Linked DNA regions of Homo sapiens: region 1 is linked to region 2. Evidence: chromatin contacts called from ENCODE Hi-C or POLR2A ChIA-PET data. All regions are on one chromosome and are shown on one strand. The core of a region is the stretch at or near the end of the contact, and the rest is flanking DNA. Distances in the headings are between cores, read along the strand shown. Region 1 overlaps DCUN1D1 (defective in cullin neddylation 1 domain containing 1). Region 2 has its middle 72 kb from the start of LINC02031.

Evidence for each region. Hi-C counts contacts between places; a loop is a spot of excess contacts on that map. ChIA-PET counts read pairs that join two places held with the same protein, here RNA polymerase II (POLR2A). Pooled maps may share reads with other maps.
Region 1: a loop to region 2 is called in a map of HepG2, with 4 times the contacts of the local background. The contact joins two enhancer-like sites. A Hi-C loop is called at or near these places in 2 of 168 maps with a recorded cell type or tissue (HepG2 and OCI-LY7), 12 of 37 single-sample maps with no recorded cell type and 7 of 50 pooled maps. POLR2A ChIA-PET finds 5 or more read pairs at or near these places in 4 of 52 experiments (OCI-LY7, Panc1, WTC11 and 1 more).

The regions. Positions count from the first base shown.
Region 1 is chr3:182,968,130-182,970,829 of GRCh38, forward strand. All of the region lies in intron 1 of DCUN1D1 (defective in cullin neddylation 1 domain containing 1), which reads right to left. Among named protein-coding and RNA genes, the nearest start is that of DCUN1D1, 11 kb to the right of the region's middle. Within about 2 kb of position 1,367, at least 6 of the 41 ENCODE cell types and tissues checked have a DNase peak (open chromatin) inside an H3K27ac peak, as active enhancers do.
Region 2 is chr3:182,714,907-182,717,606 of GRCh38, forward strand. No RefSeq gene overlaps it. Among named protein-coding and RNA genes, the nearest start is that of LINC02031, 72 kb to the left of the region's middle. RefSeq lists a cis regulatory region at 272-361. Within about 2 kb of position 1,390, at least 2 of the 41 ENCODE cell types and tissues checked have a DNase peak (open chromatin) inside an H3K27ac peak, as active enhancers do.

The DNA of each region.
Region 1 (2,700 bases), core at 117-2,616, 250 kb after region 2:
AACGCCCGGGCTCAAGCAATCTACCTGCCTCAGCCTCCCAAAGTGCTGGGACTACAGGAGTGAGCCACTGTGCCTGGCCTGGAAATTACTTTTTAATTAAACCTGATATAACATATTGGCATAACTTTTCCCCCATCCTCCTAAAAGTTGGAAGTGGCAAAACAATCAGATTTGTCTGGGGTTTTATCATATAGTTTTAAATCCAGTGCTCTGTTCCCTGCAGGGTCAATCACCTTTGTTGAAGGGAGGAAGGAAAAATCATAGCTTAAGTCATTTCTACAAGCCAAAAAGAACTATTCATTCTACTATACTATTCCTATCAAAAAGTAAGATAATAGAAGACCAGGGAAACAAAGATAAAAAACTGTCTTACCCACACCAACTAAAAACAAAATTATACAAATGAATTAATTCCATGTCATATCTTATTTGAAAAATGTTTATGTAATAAATGATATATATATATAAATGTAAACTTTTTTTTTTTTTGAGACGGAGTCTCGCTCTGTTGCCAGGCAGAAATGCAGTGGCACCATCTCAGCTCACTGCAACCTCCATCTCCCAGGCTCAAGCGATTCTCCTGCCTCAGCCTCCCGAGTAGCTGGGATTACAGGCACGCACTGCTGCGCCCAGCTGATTTTTGTATTTTTAGTAGAGATGGGGTTTTGCCATGTTGCCTAGGCTGGTCTTGAACTCCTGACCTCAGGTGATCCAACCGCCTCAGCCTCCCAAAGTTCTGGGATTACAGGCATGAGCCACCGCGCCAGGCCAAATGTAAACTATTTTAACTGGTTTGGTATAAATTTCCACTATATAGGGCAATATCAACATATTTGAAGAAACAGGGTGTACCTACCCACTTCCAACACCATAAAGGCTACTGAGTTCTACCAGGCCAAGAACTGACAGTACGGACTCCAGCTAAGCCAAGTGATATTGACAATCCCATTCCTATAAAGTCTGATAAGTACCCTCCACTTCTTACACTTACAATGCACTCTTACCACTTCTCTGTCAGCTCTCTGTTCCTAGAATACATTGTAACATTTGATTCCCTACTAAGGGAATTCAATTCTGTAGTCTCAAAGGCTATCCTAGAATAAAGCTGGAGTATACCTGACCAATTTAGGGGAGCTGTAACACTCCCATCCCCTTTTCCTAAGCCACAAAGGTGTACCAGGCAGTGTTCTGATTTTGACAGTATGGCACTAAAGATTTAAATTTTTATCAACACAAGGAAGAGAAAAAGGTGACTAACCAGAGAAGAATGATTTTATAGGGGATGAGAGGGTGGATAGAAAATTGAGGTGGAAGAAAAAACAGATGGATTTTTTCTCTGTTTCTACTACAAACCCAGTGGGGAACTTCCCAAGAGCAAAACCATGTGACAGCTACAATGATTCAGCACTCAAATGTAATATATGCCATTTATTTAAATACTTATTTAAAGGGAATAAACTAGAGTAATAATTAAATAAGATCAGGCAATATAATCTTCAGTATTCCAATGTTAAAACTACCTAGGTATTATCAAGTTTTCAAAGAAATGCAATAGTTGTAAGGCTGTAAAATGCATAAAACAGAATATATTTTGCTTTTTAACCCCAGCAAAAAAAGCAGGGGGGAGGAGAAATGCTATCTCTTGTAACAGAAAGCTAATTACAACGGTATCAAAGATTACCAAAATTAGAAATACTGTCATAATCTGAACAGTAAAATGAATTTATTTGTTCATCTTTCCAAAATATAACATGCCAAGTTATCAACACATATTGTTTTATTCTTAAATCTAGCATATTTGCATTATTTTTTTCACTCAAGAAATTCAAGAATTAAGAGAATCAGCCAGGTGCAGTAACTCACGCCTGTAATCCAGCACTTTGGGAGGCGGAGGCAGTGGGACTATTTGAGGCCAGGAGTTCAAGACTAGTCTGGCCTGGGTAACACAATGAGACTGTCGCTACAAAAATTTTTTTTAATTAGCTGGTTGTTGTAGCGCACACCTATAGTCCTAGCTACATGGGAGGCTGAGGTGGGAAGATGAGGATCACTTGAGCCCAAGAGTTCAAGGCTGCAGTGAGCTATGATAGCGCCGCTGCACTACAGCCTGGGTGACAGAGCGAAATCTTAACCCCCCAAAAAAAAGAAAAGAAAAGAAATTTAAGAATCACATTTTAAATAATAGTTTATCTGAAGAAAAAATAATAAAGTTTAAAAAGCCTTCCCATTAAAAGTATTTCCCCAAGGAAAAATAAACATGGAAAATGACTTTCTAGTCAACTAAGTCCTAACAATTGCAAAATAGAAGTAATTTTAATAAGTGATTTTTTAACAGCAAAAAAATAAGATCCATTTTATTATTTCCATTATCTTGAATTTTCACCTTCTCATCCTTAAGTTTATATTTCAGCCTGAACTTCAGAAACAGACACTTAGGCCTTTATATTTTTAAAGGAATTAATTTTCTAACTCAATTCTTGTTATCTCAGGATTTGATGAATCTAGCTCACAAAAGTCAATGCTTTCAAAATCAAAACACTTTTACGATCACCTATAATTCTCACTAAAAGCTCTGTATGTTGTTATGTAATTATCATATTGACAGTTTAACTTCATCTGAAATTTAGAAGAGCTAGTTTTAACTTTAGAAGATCATACTTTCCATACATAATACACGGTATTCAGCAGACATAGCAAAAC
Region 2 (2,700 bases), core at 140-2,639:
TTACCACAATTAAAATTTTTAAAAATTGTTTTCAAAAGGAAAAAGTGTTTAACCATTAACATTTTTATACATTTAGTTCAAATTAACTTAAGCAGTCCTGTCCATAGTACATTGAACTGTACATAATACATTGCATTTAAAAATGGGCCAATAAGCAAGCTCATGCTAATAAAATAAATCAAATAACCTTGTGACTTTGGGACTCACTGGGCATGTGTTCCAAAGAACATACCATGCCTAGTGCTGTGGATATCAACAGGGCAAGATAAATGTGAAGGTTAAGAGTAGCCCTTCAACTTCAACTGCAATTTCTCCAGCGAGTTAGCCACAAGGTCCAACTGACCACAGGTGTCTCTTTAGATTAGGTGGTGAGAAAAAGACTGAAAAAGTCCTAGTCTTTGGCAACTACAAGATCATTGAGTGTCTAAGTTGTGAGGAAGGAATAAGAGAAAAAGTGAACTAGTTTGTGGTCAGTCCGAGACTCCATCTAGATTTTAGGATGGAGTGGCAGTGAGGGGTTTTGTAGGAGGGGCTTTCACAGATGGAAGTCATACCAAAGTGAGGGTCTATCATCTTAGAATCTCCAAAGGCAGATGGCATGGGTTCAAACCCTAGCTCTGCCACTTACTAGGTGTGTGGTTAGCTTCACAAATAACTTTATCTTAGTGTGTCTACTATCCTCCTCTGTAAAACAGGAACTACAATGGTAATAAAGTAGTACCTATCTCACAAGATGGGTAAGTAAATTAAAAGAATTAATAGTGTGAGGCCAGGCACAGTGGCTCACACCTGTAATCCCAGCACTTTGAGAGGCTGATGTGGGCGGATCACCTGAGGTGGGGAGTTCAAGACCAGCCTGACCAACATGGAGAAACCCCATCTCTAATAAAAATACAAAATTAGCCAGGCATGGTGGTGCATGACTGTAATCCCAGCTACTCAGGAGGCTGAGGCAGGAGAATCGCTTGAACCTGGGAGGCGGAGATTGTGGTGAGCCGAGATCGTGCCATTGCACTCCAGCCTGGGCAACAAGAGCAAAACTCTGTCTCAAAAAAAAAAAAAAAGAATTAATAGTGTGGCACTTGACATACAGAAAGCACCCGTGTTAGCCAGGATGGTCTCGATCTCCTGACCTAGTGATCCGCCCACCTCGGCCTCCCAAAGTGCTGGGATTACAGGCTCAAGTCTGCTTTTAGCTTCCCTATCTTAGTACACCTAAAAGGGAAAGGAATGTGCTTATTAAGGCCCACTGTTTCACTGAGACCCACTGTATAGGTGTGAAGTTTGGTGATTACCCAGGAGATTTTCCCCAGCTCCTTCTGTGTGGGAGCTGTCTTATCTGTGTTTTACTGTTTGCTCTTTCAGGCTGCTTGTTGTTAGAAGAGAAGTGACTTTTTGAACTGCATGAGATTAGAAAGGGAGCTATGTCTGAGCTGCTTTTTGTTAAAAGGAAAGTTTTCTGCCAGGGACTCACCTAAATAATTTCTCTCTGCCTCCTATAACATATTTCCCCCCTCTGAAATGGAATCCCTAACTGCCGTTAGGGGGAATTGGGTGATGACTTCTTCTGGCTACTTCCTGCTGGAGAGGGGCATTGTGTGGGGAACAGCAGCTAGGGCTCCTCCTGGGGTTGATTTAAGGGTTCCTGGTAGAAGGGAGGTTTCATTTTCAGCTTTATTTAAAGCACCATTTGAAGCTTGGTGGTTTCTAGGTGAGAAGAGATAAAGTTTACAAGGGGGCTTAGAATATAGGGTTCAACTGTGAGTATTAAGACTGCCATTATTAATGGGGGCACAATAGGCCATAACCATGACTACTGAGTTTGTTTGATACCTGCAAGCCATTTAAATGGATTGTGCTATTGTAAGTGGGTGTATGGGGCTTGGCTTTGTTTAGCTTCCTTGGTCTCACCTTCCCTGAAAAAAAGGAAACCTTGGGGTTATAGGTTACCTGTCAGTATTTGTAGGATAATTGCCCAGAACTAGAACATGTTTCCAGATTTTTACATTACCCATGCTTTTTTGTTTCCTTTGAGCTGCAGCCAGAGATTGACAGAAATAAACAGGGTTAGTTTAAAATGTAGGCAAGAACTTAAAAACAATTAATGAGACTACAAGCCAATGACAGATGTATAAGTTTTAAAACATAATTTTTCTCTCTTTAGTCCTCATTTTTGTTAAAAACAACTTATGGTAGGACTGAGCTGTTTGCAAAACAGACTTTAGTTTTAAACTTGGTCTGATTATTTGCATAAAGTCCAGCAAGAATAACCATCTTTTAGATCAGCTTTGATGGAAACTTTTTCCATAAGGAATCTCAGATAGGACCTTTTAAAGCCAAGCCCAGGAATGGGTTGAAACCTTTAAATACATGCGAATTGGGTAAACTTCTTTCTTCTTGAGGTTCCAGGTGCATGGGGTTTCTAGGCCTGTTAGAAAGTGACATTCTTTACTCACCGCAGGCTAGGAGCCCTGTACTGAGAAGCTGTAGTCTAGGTATGAGGCCAGTTTCCTAAGGTGCTTTTTATTGGCTTTACAAGTCAAGCCTGACTCCTTAAAGGGGAACACACCCTTCCAGTCAAAGCCTTGGTAAAACAACCAGTTTTTCCAATTGTGTCCTGTTGCAAAAGAAAATGGATTCTTGTTGCATTGATGCAAACTATATTGTTGTAATTTAAGAATACTTATAACTAGTTTTCAA